Regions from separate parts of the Homo sapiens genome. Here region 2 is linked to region 1. A link is a loop called in an ENCODE intact Hi-C map of the cell type or tissue named here. Cell type or tissue: B cell. All regions are shown on one strand.

The links. Peaks named below come from ENCODE experiments on the same cell type or tissue, not always from the same donor. Only the 100,000 strongest peaks of a DNase experiment are listed, where the experiment ranks them.
Region 2: a loop joins it to region 1, with 3 times the contacts of the local background. A loop is called at or near these places in 3 of 110 quality-filtered maps.

The regions. Positions count from the first base shown.
Region 1 is chr20:37,572,797-37,580,796 of GRCh38, forward strand. The region is part of intron 2 of LINC01746 (long intergenic non-protein coding RNA 1746); the gene reads left to right. Among named protein-coding and RNA genes, the nearest start is that of LINC01746, 5.7 kb to the left of the region's middle. RefSeq lists an enhancer at 3,452-3,501. In B cell, no CTCF peak of the experiment used is centred here; a DNase peak (open chromatin) is centred at 3,275; H3K27ac peaks cover 304 bases; H3K27me3 peaks cover 465 bases.
Region 2 is chr20:37,745,309-37,753,308 of GRCh38, forward strand. CTNNBL1 (catenin beta like 1) reads left to right here. Exons shown (of 16, transcript NM_030877.5): 4 at 1,160-1,299. It overlaps LOC124904895 (a long non-coding RNA gene), which reads left to right and starts at 2,089. Exons shown (of 2, transcript XR_007067575.1): 1 at 2,089-5,822; 2 at 6,178-8,000. RefSeq lists a silencer at 4,956-5,005. In B cell, no CTCF peak of the experiment used is centred here; a DNase peak (open chromatin) is centred at 4,863.

The DNA.
Region 1 (8,000 bases):
ACTCGCTTGTATTAACTCAATTATTCCTCCCAGCAATGCTAAGTGGTATTATTATCACCCCCACTTTGTAGATGGGGAAAATGAGGCACAGAGAGATGGAGCCACCTGCCCAGCATCACACAGCTAGTGACTGTCAGAGCTGGGCGGAGCCTCGGCCAAACCGAGGCCTGTACACAGTTCCCATTGTTCTCTTCTCGGAGGAAGGGACGTTGGTGACTGGAGGAGCAAGAGAAGATGGCCAGAGGCAGGGGAAGCTGTCAGGACCAGGGACAGCAACTCTCAGAAGAAAGGGGAAAGAGAGGCGAGGCTTTAAGAGACCTGTTTGGGCTGGGTGCAGTGGCTCACGCCTGTAATCTCAGCATTTTGGGAGACTGAGTCAGGCGGATCACTTGAGGTCAGGAGTTCGAGACCAGCCTGGCTAACATGGTGAAACCCCGTCTCTACTAAAAATACAAAAATTAGCTGAGTGTGGTGGTAGGCACCTGTAATTACAGTTACTTGGGAGGCTGAGGCAGAAGAATCGCTTGAACCCAAGAGGCAGAGGTTGCAGTGAGCTCAGATCGCACCACTGCACTCTAGCCTGAGTGACAAAGTGAGACTCCGTCTCCGAAAAAGAGAGACCTGTTTGGACAGAGGAAGGTAAATGAGACAGAGAAGGAGTAGGGAGGTGGGGGTATGGAGAAGAGGCTCACACAGCGCTCTCTTCCCCTCCCCCAAACATCCTAGCCCAGCCCTCTGAGCCTTAGTCTTTTTCTCTGTAAAATGGGGTGAATAGAGGTACCTGTTCCCTCATAGTGCTGTTGAGAGAATTAAATAAGAAAGTGCTTGTCAAGTGCATGTTCTGGGTGGCCCACTGTGAGGACTGACAGCCACAGCTCTTCCCTCTGCCTGGCCAAGAGGCACCAGCTGGGGTGCTAGATGTGAGCTGAGCCTCTGGCCTAGGGGACGAGGGGCTGCTGTAGGGCTGAGTGTATGCTGGGGGAGAGGGCTGGGGTGAGCTGAGGTGGGGCAGTGGATTTGCCCCCGAGAGCCTGAGGGGAGCCATCAGTGTGCTTTCAGCCGGGAATGTCGTGACTGCAGTGTGGGGTGTGTGCTGGGTTCAGAGGGGCAGCAGAGAGATGACAGGGTGGGGAGATGGTTGAGGTTGGGCGATGCTAACGTCCAGGCAGGTGGTGCGGCTGGGCTGGCACAGTGGGTGACACACATGGCTTGTGGGTGTGTAGCATAGTGTGCCCTGTGCATGGGCCTGCATGGGCACGTGTGTGTGGTCTATCTGAGTGTGTGTCATGAGTGTCTGTAGGGGCATCTGTGTGTCTGTGTAATGGTGCATGTGTGTCTGGGAGTGAAGTTGAGGGCATGCATTGTACTAGTATGCCTACCATACTTGAGCGTGTTTGCAAATGTGTGTGGGTGTGTGTCTGGCCCAAACCTGGCAGGCTGCGGTGGCAGAGGGGCTGAAGGCCTGGCAGTGGCCTGATGGGCAGCTTTGGAACTCCTTCCACCCCTCTCTCACAGGAGCTGACTCCCAGACCGAGGAGGCCTGCTGGCACTGAGTCCGTCCTGTATCTAGAAGGACTGCCATGGCCCTGGCAGTGGGGGAGGGCTCTTAGGACCTGGGGCAGGCTGGGGAGTCAGGACTGAGAAGGGAGTGGGGTGGGTGAAGGCTGGGTGCAGACCTAGGAGAGGGCCACCTCCCTGGACCTCTGTTTCTGTGTCTGTGAAGTGGGCCTTGAAGAGTGGCCCCAAAAGATACAGCTGGGCAGATCCACCAATGTCTGCTGGCTTGAACCCCACCTTACACAGAGGCCCAAACTGGGCAATAACTTGATGAGTGTTGCCCAGCAAATCAGTGGCTACTTGGAGGGCAGACTCCGGCTTCCCGTGGCCATCTGAGTCAGGGCCCTGGCAGGGATCCTGGAACACCAGCACTGGGCCTCCCTTCTCCAGGCAGCACCCAGCACAATATTCCAGCCTGGGGGACAGGACTGATAGATGCTGTCCCCTCATGTTCTGGCAGATGCCCAGGCATGACTTCAAAGCTGGAAACAACATGGGAATCCCACCATCAGAGCTCACAGCCTCTCCATTCTGCAGGATTTCAAGGCCAAGGAATAGCTTTTCTGCCTGTCATTCCGCCATTAAGGAGTCAGTCATTTGGCTATGTAAATCTTTCAAATGTTTCTTTTTTAAAATGTAGGTAATTTCAGAAAGTATTTTACTTTCCACCTTGGTTGTCAATTAAGATTGGGACCGGGGAGTTGAGTTGGACTCTTTATGGGGCCAGGTTACTGGGGGAGAGGTCCTGAAGTCAAACAAGGACCTTGTACTTGCAGTGATGAGCCCTGCTTTGAGAGAAATGCCAGCACCACCAGCCAATAAGATGGAGAGAGGGAGGAGGGTGGAGTATGTAAACTGAGGCACAAAAGCTGGGGCCAAAGCAAACACTTTATAATTGTTATTATTATTATTATTTGAGATGAAGTTTAGCTCTTGTTGCCCAGGCTGGGTGCAGTGGCACAATCTTGGCTCAGTGCAATCTCCCCCTCCCGGGTTCAAGTGATTCTCCTGCCTCAGCCTCCCAAAAAGCTGGGATTACAAGTGTCTGCCACCACACCAGCTAATTTTTTGTATATTTAGTAGAAATGGGGCTTTATCATGTTGACCAGGCTGGTCTTGAACTCCTGACCTCAGGTGATCCACCCATCTTGGCCTCCCAAAGTGCTGGGATTACAGGCATGAGCCACCACGCCTGGCTGCAAACACCTTATTAACAGATACCTTAGTTGAAGTTAAACACCCTAGTTAATAGCCAGCATCTTCATTAACTGTTAACACCCTAGTTAACTGCAAACACCCTACTTAACAAAAAGCTTACTTGTTGAACACTGTAGTATATAGTTAACAGTGAACACTCTAGTTAACAGCAAACATTGTTTTTAACAGTTAACACCCTGGTAAACTGTGGACATGCTACTTAACACACACTTTTGTTGACAGTGAACATGTTAGTCCACAGTGAACACATCCTAGTTAACAGGTAACACCTTCATTAACAGTTAGCACCCTACCCAACAACAAGCCCTTTAGCTGACAGTGGGTCTTTGGCAGAAAATTAGGTTGAGGCACTCACTGAGGGTTTTGGGAGAGGGAGGAAGCTCAGCCTCTGGCTCTGTCCTTAGGCCTGGCCCACCAGCCCCACAGCGCTACCTCCATGCAGTAGTGCCCTCTGGCTTACAGGGGGAAACAGGAAACCACAGCTGGGATGTGAATTCTCAGCCTGAGTGCCCTGTGCTTCCCTGGAGGGGAACTCAAGTTCCTCTTTTGTGTCAGAGATGAAAGTCTGAGCTACAGTAGGTGGGGAGCTTGGAGTGATTTGTGTGTCTCTCTTTCCTCTCACCCTCCCTTCCTCCTTGCTCTTGGTCTCACTGTTAGCCCCCAGCTGGCTGTGTCTGGGGCTCCCTTTTCTCCTCTACCTTGCACTCCAGCTGACCATCTCGTTTCTGGATCCTTCTCTTTGCTCATCATCTTTCCTCAAACTCTCTCTCTCTCTTTCTTTTTTTTTCTTTTGAGACAGAGCCTCATTCTGTCACCCAGACTGGAGTGCAGTGGCACAATCTCAGCTCACTGCAGCCTCTGCCTCCTGGGTTCAAGTGATTCTCATGCCTCAGCCTCCTGAGTAGCTGGGACTACACGTGTGCACCACCACGCCCGGCTAATTTTTGTATTTTTAGTAGAGATGGGGTTTCGCCATGTTGGTCAGGCTGGTCTCAAACTCCTGGCCTCAGGTGATCCACCTGCCTCGGCCTCCCAGAGTGTTGGGTGTGAGCCACTGCACTGGGTCCTCAAACTCTTCCTCTGACTTTGTCAGTTTCTTCCCCCTACTCTCGTCTTTCCCACTCCTTGTCTCTGTCTCTCCCTCCCTCCTTCTCTTATCATCCTCCAGATCTCTGCCCAAGCACCACCTTTTCCAAGAAGCCCTCCCTGACCCTCCAGGCCTAACTTATGTCCCCGTGTCCTCCTGGAAACCATGCTCCTTGCCTTCAGAGCCCCCACTTCTACTTGCAGTGAGTAATTACAAACCAGAGTCTGTCTCCCCACCAGCATGTGAGTTCCTTGTTTGCCTTGCTCACTGCCATATCCTCAGTGCCTGGCATACAGTGAGTGCTTAATAGATGTTCCTGGTGTAATTGCCTTTCTCTCTGCCCCTTCTAGTCTCTCTGCTTTGTCCTAGCTGCCCGGATGACCTAGCCAGAGGCTTCTCCACTTGTCTCTCATCCTGCTCTTCACTTCCCTGTCTCCACAGCTCTTGGTGGCCCAGGGTGGGCCTTGGCCTTCAGCCTGCTGACCCAGGACCCTCACTCCTTCCATAGTGGGGACCAGTGCCTGTCTGAGCCCCATCATGATCCCACTGGGAGGTACTTGTTATAACTGGTTAGAGGAATGAATGATACAAAGAGAAAGGATTTGCCATTTCAATCCCAGCCATCTCTGCTTGACATACCTTGTGACCCTGCGCAAGTCACCTCATCTTTTGAGTTTCTCTTTCTCCATCTGTGAAACTGACTGGAGATCAGCAAAGACATTCCATGGGAACCTGCTTTGTAACCCATGAAGTGCCTTGTTGGTACCTGTGACTACCAGATGTTAGTATAACGTTTTCCTTCCCTCTCTGGGCACTAAGACACATGAAGTTCAATTTGCAGCCCCCAGGAGCCCAGGCTGGGGTGCTTGGGGTGCTGGGGCTCTTCAATGATGGCAACTAGGGGAAGGACAAAGTTGGTGTTTAAAACCAAATTCATTAATGTGTGTATCATTGAGCAGGGATCCTCAACCCCCAGGCCACATAGCAGGAGGTGAGCGGGGGACAAGCAAGCAAAGCTTCATCTGTATTTACAGCTGCTCCCCATTGCTCACATTACTGCCTGAGCTCCACCTCCTGTCAGATCAGTGGTGGCATTAGATTCTCACAGGAGGGCGAACCCTATTGTGAACTGTGCATGCGAGGGATCTAGGTTGCACACTCCTTATGAGAATCTAACGCCTGATGATCTGTCACTGTCTCCCATCACCCCCAGATGGGACCATCTAGTTGTAGGAAAACAAGCTCAGGGCTCTTACTGATTCTACATTATGGTGAGTTGTATAATTATTTCATTCTATATTACAATGTGATAGAAATAGAGTGCACGATAAATGTAATGTGCTTTAATCATCCGGGAATCATCCTGAAACCTTCCTTCCCCCAACCCCACACCGGTCCTTGGAAAAATTGTCTTCCATGAAAGCTGTCCCTTGTGCCACAAAGATTGGGGACCACTGTTACTGAGCACCTACTATGTGCCAGGCACTGTTTAGGGCTCTAGGGCTATATCAGCAAACAAATTAGAACTCTGCTCCTAGTTCCTAACGCAGTCATTGCACCATCCATGACTTCAACAGATATGCATTGAGCACCTACTGTGTGCTGGGCACAGCGGAGGCCTTGGGATGGAGAAGTGAATGAGACCTGCCCTCACAAGTGCATATTTGGTGCTCCATCTCTGTTCAGTGCTTAGTGCCTTTCCACGCTCCAATATTTTACCTTTGGCCTGCCCAACTAAAGTGATGAGAGCAATTGCAGATTAGGTGACTTGCTGAAGGTCACGTGTGCTGGAAATTGGAAGAGCTGAATCAAAACTCAGATCTGTTTGAGTCTAGGGCCCTAACTCTTTGGGTATCTTGGGTTGTATCTATCCTCTGTTTACAAGTCTCTCTCTCTCTCTTTTTTTTTTTTGAGATGGAGTCTCGCTCTGTTGCCCAGGCTGGAGTGTAGTGGCACCATCTCGGCTCACTGCAACTTCCGCCTTCCAGGTGATTCCAAGTGATTCTCCTGCCTCAGCTTCCCAAGTCGCTGAGATTACAGGCATGTGCCACCAAGCCTAAGTTTTGTATTTTTCGTGGAGACGGGGTTTCACCATGTTGGCCAGGCTGGTCTCAAACTTCTGACCTCAGGTGATCCATCTGGCTTGGCCTCCCAAAGTGCTAGGATTACAGGCATGAGCCATCGCACCTGGCCCCAAGTCTCATTTTCCCTGTCTGTACCCTGAGTAACCTTGGAGACCATCCAGCGACGTGGATCAGTGAGAGGAGTGTTGGGGCCAGTGAAGCCGGGGAAGGGGTGCCCAAACTAACATCCCTTCTCCACCAGCAGCCAGGCCAGCTCAGCCTCTGTGCAACTTTCCCTGCTTCTGAGTCTGGAGGTGGTTCTTATTATTGGCTCCAAATGACTTTTGCATCCATTTATTTGCTGCATTTTGATTTTGCATTCAATCTCTGGTCCATTCATGGTGTCTGCGCTACCTAGGGGATGCAAAATTGAGGCAGCCAGGAGTGCAGTTTGGACACGCCTGACAGCCACCACTCCTTGGAGGGAGGAACGCTTGACTGACTCCACAGTGGAAAGGCTGATGAGCAGGAGGCTGCCCCGCCACTGCCCCCTACTCCAGCCAGAATCTGCCAGATGGGCTTCCCACCCCGAAGCTGGCTTCTCCACTCCCCCGGCTCCAACACACATATCTCAGCTGGAGAGATGGCCACTGGGAACCCAGCCAGTACCTGGGGCCTGTAAGCAGGGCAGGCACTAGACTTCATAAAGGATTTGAAATCCTTCAGGGCTATGCAGGAGCATTTGGGCAGAGAGAGCAGAATATGAGTCCCAACTTGGTCCCGCCAACCTCTCTTCTTCATTCACCTTTAGTGGTGTTGTTTTGTTTCATTTTGTTTTGAGGTGGAGTCTCACTCTCTTACCCAGGCTGGAGTGCAGTGGTGTGATCTTGGCTCACTGCAACCTCCACCTTCTGGGTTCAAGTGATTCTTCTGCCTCAGCCTTCCGAGTAGCTGGGACTACAGGCATGCACCACCACACCTGGCTAATTTTTGTATTTTTAGTAGAGACAGGGTTTGGCCATGTTGGCCAGGCTGATCTCGAACTCCTGACTTCAGGTGATCCACACACCTTGGCCTCCCAAAGTGCTGGGATTACAGGTGTGAGCCACTGAGCCCAACCTAGTGGGGTCTTTCTAATAGACGATTTGACCTGGCCCCTCTCCTGCTCAAGACCCTTCCATTGCTCCCCACTCCCCTCAGGCTTGGGTACAAATTTCTGGCCTTCCAAGCCCTATCCACACCAGCCCCCTCTCTCAGTTCTTCCTAAGCTCCAGCATCTCCCAGTGGCTCCTATTTCCCCATGTTCACACCTTGGCAGAGGCTGTTCCCTTTGCCCAAACCATTTGCCACATTGTCCTTTAGGCAAACTCCTAGACACTCTCTGCAAATTGTGAGGACACCAGCTAGCCCTCTGCACCAGGTATTGCACTTCACACTTTATATGCCTTATTCACTTGGCACTCACAGCCCCTCTAAGAGAAATTCCCATTTGCAGATCTCCTGAAGTCAGCAGAGGCTCAGAGAAGTCAAGCAACTTGCCCTGGGTCACACAGTAGGATGGCAGGGCAGGCAGTGCAACTCCAGAGTCTATGCTCCTAACCTCAGAGCCTCAGAACCAGCTCAGAGCCCACCTCCTCAGAGCTCTCCCAGCCACACAAACGCCAGCCTCCTCCATCCCACCTCACTCCTGCTCTCAGCAGAGAGACCTCCCTCCTCATCTGGGGCTCCCATGGACCCAGGACGTTTTTGGTGATTACATTTCCACACTGCCTTTATTCCCTCATGTCTGGCTCTGTCATGAGATGCTGAGGCTGGTCAAGGACTGTGGCTGTGGGTTCCCAGTTCCCAGCATAAGGCTAGGCAAAAAGGGTAAATGTAACTAAGATTGGTCTCATCAGGAGCCCCGCAGAGATGACAGAAGGAGCAAATGAAGTAAGAGCTGTAAACAGGCTGGGTGCAGGGGCTCATGCCTGTAATCCCATCACTTTGGAAGGTCGAAGTGGGAGGATCACTGAGCCCAGGAGACCAGCTTGGGCAACATAGTGAGACCCACTCCCTCAACAAAAAATAAAAAC
Region 2 (8,000 bases), 170 kb after region 1:
GCTTGTGTTCCTTTTCTTTGTGCCCTCAATTTAATTCAGTAGGCATCTGTGGATATAAGAGACAAAGATACATTTCCTGTCTTTAAGAAGTTTACTTTCTAGAAGAGAAGACAGACATATTACAGTAATAGTAGCAGCAATAGTAATGAGAACAAATACTTACATAGTGCTTTTTATATGGTAGACATTGTTCTCAGTGCTTTATATGTCCTTACTCATTTACTCTTTACAGTGGCCCTGTGAGACAGATAACCTTATTGTCCCTATTTACAGAAGAAACTGAGGCATAGAGAGGCTAAGTAGGTGGCTAAGCCAGGTTCAAACCCAGGTAGTCTGACTCCAGAGTCAGTTTAACCACTGCTTCCTCTCAGTCACTCTCAGTCAGGTATTGTTCAGTTGCCTTACACCAGATTAGCTCATTTCCATCTCAGAACAAACCTTCCTGTCTTGTTCATCCAAGGCTTAATCGGCATTTCTTGTATGTCAAACACCGGGGGAGGGCATGCAGCGTGAATGCAAAGTAGTTCTGTTCTTAGTGCCTGGGCATAGGTTTGTTGAAAGGTTCAGGTATAGAAATGTGAGTAAAGTATCATGCTGTGTAAAGTTGGTGGTGATTGTAGGATGCCAGAGACTAGGTCTGCTTTTCTTTGGTATCTGCCTCTGAATCAGCTCCAAAGAGGAGGAAGAGGGAGGGCATTTTTGGATACAGAAAATCTTATCTTCTTTGGTAAGGGGAATAACTGGCCCTTGATCTGAAGTGGGAAGTAAGAGAAACCCTTTTTGGATGGGTAGTAGGATAACTATGTTCAGGGCAACAGAGTGAATTGCCACACCAAGGGGTAATGGTGGCTAATCTATAGGACTGGTGGAAAGATCGTTTAGTGCTACAAAATGCTTCGGGAGCCTCTGAAAGGCAGCTTGTGACTGCAAGAGTAAGGGAACCCTGTAATGAGATCTGAATCCAAGATTGATTTTTGTAATGAGGAAATCGATTTCCCAAGGAAATTGTGTGACAGTATGATGTTTGGATGAGTGTACTTCTTGGTTGGTCTGTTGTAGACACTTTGACAGATTGCCTTGTTGTCTAGATTGTTGCTGTTTGCTCCTCATTGCTGATAGTGCCCCTTTCCTTCTAATGATGTCTTGTTTTCCCTCCTAGGTTCATGGAATCCGAGCTGGACCTAAATGACATCATTCAGGAGATGCACGTGGTGGCCACCATGCCAGACCTGTACCACCTTCTGGTGGAGCTGAATGCTGTACAGTCGCTTCTCGGCTTGCTCGGACACGATAATACAGATATCCTTTCAGATCTGACCTCAGTAGGAGAGCTGACATGGTGGGGAAGTGCTGTTACTCTTTCTCCTGTCTCTCTTTGTAGATGTGTGCTATAAAATCTGATGTTCTGTTTCCATTCTAATTATCTTCTGTCTTGAAACACACAATGCTTTTTACTCATTTGAAAACCTGGTTTTTCTCTATTAACAAATCTTGCAAATCTTGGGCAATCCTTAAAATTGTCCTATTTGCTCTTATTAGTACTAGAATTCATCGTGATATATCTGTTCATACATTAACAGCTTTACTTTTCAGGATCTGGATTGGAAGGCCCCTTATGGGGGCAAAGCCAGACAGATTTGAATGTGTAAATCTAGGCATCTTTCTGCTGACTGATGGTCCAGTGGAGTTGAGACTAGAGATAGTGAACCATGGTAAAAAGCACATTTGGATGTCCAGGAGGACAGGGAAGCTGTTCTGTTTTGTTCATTCCTAGTTCCTAAAAACAAGGCTGAGTGTGGTGGCTTGTGCCTGTAATCCCAAGACTTTGGGAGGCCAAGGTGGTTGGATTACTTAAGGTCAGCAGTTTGAGACCACCCTGGCCAACATAGCGAAACCCTATCTCTAAAAATATAAAAATTAACTGGACGTGGTGGTGCACGCCTGTAGTTCCAGCTACTCGGGAGGCTGAGGCAGGAAAAGCTCTTGAACCTGGGAGGCAGAGGTTGCAGTGAGCCGAGATCATGCCACTGTATGCTACTCTGGGCAACAGAGTGAGTGGGACTCCATCTCAAAAAAAAAAAAAAAAAAAAAAAAAAGACTGAGTACACAGTAAATAGCATTTAATATTTGTTGAGTGCATGTTGGACCTAAACAGACAATCTAGGTTTGACTCTCAACCGCATTTTTGTGTGAAAGACGGTGCCCTTCCACAACTTGTATTCTTTTTTGCACAGATAGAGTTAATAACTTTTGTCTTTCAGTGTTATTTTTATTTTTATTTGTTTTTAGAGACAGGGTCTTGCTTTGTCACCCTGACTGAAGTGCAGTGGCATAATCATAGCTCACTACAGCCTCAAACTCCTAGGCCTAAGTGATCCTACTCCTTAGCCTCCTGAGGAGGGACTACAGGTGCATACCACCATGCCTAGCTAATTTTTTTTTTATTTAATTTTTTGGAGATGGATCTTGCAATGTTGCCCAGGCTGGACTCAATCTCCTGGCCTCAAGTGATTTTGCCTCAGCCTCTGGAGTAGCTTTCCATGTTACTGAGAGGATCAAAGGAGTGTATAAGTGCTGAGCACAGTTCTTGATACATAGTAGGTACTTGGTAAATGTTACTTGTCACTGAATCTGATTCGTGACTTCCAAAACCATTTTATACTTTATCTTGGCTATCAGGTGTGCAGTAGCTTTATTGCAAAGGCTTTTGATGTGCCTGTGGACAGGGTTATGTTCATTAAACCAAATTCTCTTCTAGTAGTTGTTCTGTTTGAATCCAGATTTCCAAAGGTAAGAGACAAATGTAGTTAGTCTGCTTGAGTGATATTCACAGGGAATCTGCTGTTGCTTCATGTTATTTTCATCTTTCTGGTAATCTCTCTCCTGAGAGCGTGTCTGACTAAGTTCTTGCCTGGCTGATAATTCTCATAGAAATAAATCAGTGAGTAATTTTAATGCAGGCTTCTTGAAGGGCAGTCTTAAGACATTTCTGATGCTTCATGTAATGTTAGATAGCATCAAGAATTGATCTGTTAGCTCCCAGATTTATGACTTTGTTCACCAGGGTTTGCTGTGGGGTTCTGGGTTGTATAAGAACCCTAGTTAGCTTGCTGCTGAGTGAGCTCAGTGTATGGTCTCATGAAATTCATTCAGTAGAGCTGCTGTGAGTGCTCATGATGTACCAGGCACTGTGCTAGGCCCTTAGGAACCATAAGCTGTGCTGGTTGCTCAAGCAGCATCAGTCAGTAAGTATATATTGGGTATTGTCTTGGTCTATTTGGGCTGCTATAACAAAATACCGTAAACTGGGTGGCTTATAAACAACAAAAATTTATTTCTCACAGTTCTGGAGACTGGGAAGTTCAAGACCAAGGCACCAGCAGTTTTGGTGTCTGGTGAGGGTCTGCTTCCAGGTTTGTAGATAGCTGTTTTCTCACTGCGTCCTCACATGGTGGAAGGAGTGAGGGAGCTCGCTGTGTCTCTTTTTAGGACACTAATCCCAAGGGCCCCACCTCCAAGTACCATCACATTGGGGATAGGCTTCAACATATGAATCTGTGGGGGGATATAAACATTCCATCTTTGGCAGGTAACTGCCATATGCCTAGCTCTATTCTGGGCACTAATGGTGTTCACAGACTCAGTGACTACGAGTTCTGGTTGTTACTTCACATTTCAGTTCACCTACAGAAGGGTAGATTTCAGAATCTGATCAGACCTTAGAGAGGACTTAGCTCAGTACCTTGTTTGTTTCTACTTAGTGACAAGTGTGAAGTCCAGATGTTGGACAGCTAACTTGAAGTTAAGACAGGCACTCCAGGTCTGTGATTTTCAGTCCGGTGTTCCTCCAGTGCACCTCAGGTCTTCCTGTGGGATTTACGACATTGCTGACAGAGTCGCATGGTCACCTGTTACCCTGTATATTATTAGTACAGAAATGACTTATTTTCTTTCTGGAAACACCACTCTCATTCTTTTTTCTATTCCTGCTAACTCAAAATAATAGTAGCTGCTTTTGGAAGATACTGACATTTTGCTGATTCACCAGCCTGGCTCCTGCCGGGGAGAAGACTGACACAAAAAACGCTGCTCGACATCGGCATATTTGGGAAAGGCAAGGGCACAGATGTTCCAAGTTGTTAAGTTCTGGTCTTTAAAAAGGGAAAAAACACATCCCCCTATAATAACTTTGACAGATTGCCATTTCCCTCCTGTTTTCTGAGAGCTAAACTGTTTTTTTTTTCCTCTTGTATGCCAACCTGCACCCAACTGCCCTAATGATATTTTTTAAAATCTGATGTTTAATTATGTCTTACATCAAATTTAAAGTGCATTTGAAATTTTTTAAATTACCTTAATTTTAATTAGAGGCAGCAAATAGGGGTAAATGTCATCCTCCTCAAAGTACGATTTTTCTTGAAAGTGATTTCAGGAAAGGGCAGGTCCTCTTGACTTGCATCTACCATATCCTCTGTTGGTCGTAATGTTGCTCTCCCTGCAACATTGCACTCTGCTGCTTGTCTTATCTGTGATCTATAATAGAAATTTTTCTTCAGGAAACGGTTGTTAACAATTTACTGTTGTACAGCTGTAACTGCCCAAAACACCTTAGCATGAATAAACAATTTCATGGCAGTCATGACTTAAATTTTTAATCTTTTTTAACTCTTCATTTATCAACCAAGACCATATATGGCTGGTTATGTTCCCAGCAAGCACAGGTCATCTTTGCTTCATCCTCCTCTGTGAAAACATAAACTGTAGGGATTTTAATTCAATCAGAGCCTGGTTTGTTGTAACCTTAAGAGGCAGAGGATGTGAGAAAACAGCTTGTGCCTCATCCTTTCAACCGTGAGAAGCAGCTTCAGAGTTTATTCTGGCGCTCTGCATCACTGCTGCTGGTGAGGGCTTGTCAGCGCTTCTGTGCCTCATCTGCCCCCTTGAGAGGCTGGAGCCCAGCTATCGGTTGGCTGCAGAATGGATTCTGATCTGTGAAGAGCATATCTTGGGGGTGGGGAGCACACACCTCACATGGTTTTGGAGGGTTACTCTAAATGCAGTCGGAGGCAGCAGAAGGTGGAATCCAGCAGCTGCTGCCTTTTCAAAATAATGCTTTTTAAACACTTTTTCCTTTAAAGTAATTCATTAAACGTGTTTAGAGCTCCTTTCTTGTGAACCTTTTAGAGTGTTTCTATGGAAAAATAAAACCAAAGGTACATTTAAAGATATTTTCTTAAGGTATTGCTAAAAAATCCATTTTTGTGGACTGCTTTAAGCCAGATTTACTCAGTTGGCCCAAAGGAACAAGGAGGAATAAAAGGGAAAAAAACAAACCACAACAACGATCACATGGCACCAAATTGATAAATATTCTGTTTTTGTATGTCTTTTGCCATGTTCTTAATTTGAGTGGTCAGTTGAGTCCCTTCTAAAGTTTTTTTGGTAGATCACTGTTATTTACTGGGTTCTTCCTTTGTATGCTAAGTGTGTTGGATGCTAATAAAAAATAATAACTCCAGTTTAAAGCAAAAACTCTCAAATTACCACCCTCCCCCACCATGGTGTGTGTGGAAAGTGCCTTGGGAACAGTATGCTCAGGAAACACCACTGATTGGAGCCCTGAGAAGGTGTGGGTCATCTCTGGCTTGGGGGTGTGGGGAGTGGAGATGGGTAAGCTTTTGACAGACATGGAGATTAGCATGCATTTCAGGTTTATTTTTGTAGTCTCTCCCTTTGCAGTGGAAATTGCCATTCCTCCTACTCCGGATGGAAGCTGATGTGGTCTTGCTGGCTGCCCATGTAGTCACTACAAATTTATCAAGGTATCGGGTCCATGGCTTAATTAAAAAAAAAAATCATGACTACTGCTTCCCAGCTAAATGCCTTTATTCTTTAATAATAATAATAATAATAATCCAGTAATCTAAACCCAATTTATTCAAAGTCAGCTTTCTCTCCACCCCTTTGTGAGACAGAAAAATGAGGTCTCATTGTGATGTTAACTTAAGGCACCAGTACATTGGGTTGCATGCTAATATTTAAGCAGGGAAAAATTTTTAAGTGGCAGAGTAGATCATTGTGCTGATGGGGCAGCTCTTTTTGGTGTGGAATAATTTAGGGAGTGGTCATTAACACTGTTCTTTTCCAAATGACTGTTTAGTTTTCTTCTGATTCTAGAAAACCAGGAGAACTTACAGAGTTGTCAAGTGAGTTTTGTGAAGAATTACTGTGGGAATTCGGAAAATACGGAGGAGACAGGTTTTTTAGACCAACAGGGATCAACTGAACTTGAGTAGTCTGGGTCTGAGAATACTAAAGTGGAACAAACTGACTGAGACTTACCGTGTTATCCCAGAAGGTGCGTACAGTAGTCAAGGGTGCCTTGTGTTACAGACCCAGTGCTAATGAGCAAGAATAGGGCTGGGAAGGATTTGAGCCCCCTAAGGGGCTTTCTTCTAATTGGACTGGGAGGGAGTTGGTATTTGCTCCATTGCTGTCCCGTAAGCACTGTCTAACAAGACTTACATATTTTGAGCTGTTATTTTGCTAGGAGCTATATTTGTCTTGATATTTCCAGAATTAAAATTACATTTAGAAGAATTTACTTCTTTTTCTCATCTGTCATCTGACTTCCTTGATATGTATTGATAAGCCACTTATTTTTTGGAACCAATTAAATGTGCTCTGAAGATAAACATCTTAGGTTAAAAGTGCCAAAATGGCAATGTAGAAGAAGGATCTTTTAATGTAACTTGAAACAAACAGACAAACACACAAAACCTGGTACCACATTAATGTAACTTTTGGTCTTGTTTATGGGTTTTAGGTAAAATCTATGTCCCTGGAAGATTAGGGTGGTTGTAGCCTGCCTTGGACATTTCCCCTGTGGCATGTTACTCCCCACTGGCATTTAAGAAGGACTTAATAAATGTTGAATGAGTACATTTTCTCCTTCATATTAGTTTGATCTAGGATGGGGATAAGAGTCCAGGTTCATTCTAGGTGGCTTTGTGCCAGCTGCTTTAAAAGGAGAAAAAGACCATTTTGTCTGTTTTGAAATTCATCTGCATTAATTGAGCTATATCTAATTACTGTCCTAGTCTAGAAATTAAAGAAAAGATATTTTTTAACTCACATTTATTGCATTAATCAGTTATATTCTCTGAATCTATACTGGTTTATTTGTCTTAAGAAAGCCTTTTTGAAATGACTTTTAAAAAGCCATCTGCTTAATACATCTTATTTCTCTTTTTTTTTTTTAATAACTTTGTTCCTTGTGGAGTCATCTCATTGGAGATTAATGAGATTAATGCTTAATTTCTGTACCAAGACTCTAAGTGGGATATGGCTCCAAAACAAATATCCACAGCCAAAAAATAGAAGTAAACACCACTCTTTTTTTCCAAGAGCCATTGTGTTATGGACCATTTCGTGCCCAGCTGGTCTTTTCTGGTTTACCTATTATTACACTAACTTATTGCCCCAGTAGTGGACAGGTACAGAGGGAGTGCGTGGGTGGCCTTTCTACTCGACATGACAAAATAGGCTATCAAAAACTGTGTTTTAGTAATTCGCAGGGAGACAGGCTCTCTCTTTTCCTATTATACTTGGACAGAAGAGCCTTTTACCTTGTGAAATGAAATTGTAACTACAGAGGAAAAACCTATCACCCATGCCCAGAGTCTGCTTGTGAAGAAATGCTGGAGGGATAGCCAACCATGCTGAATTTTCTCATCAAGATTGAGAGTTTGTCTGTCTTTAGTTTTGATTCTCATTCCTCTTTCTGGTCTTCAAATGACCTCTGTCTCCTGGGTCATATTGTATTACTCAGGAGTTGATGATGACAATTACAGACTTATTACTGCCTTGCTGAAATGCTATTTTGTGAAAGTTGGGAATTTATATAAAATCAGTTAGTGGTAGGATTGATGAGATGTTTACCAGGCCTGGTAGGTAGCTGATTTCTTGTTTGACTTCTCAACTGAGGCAGGAAAGTAGGC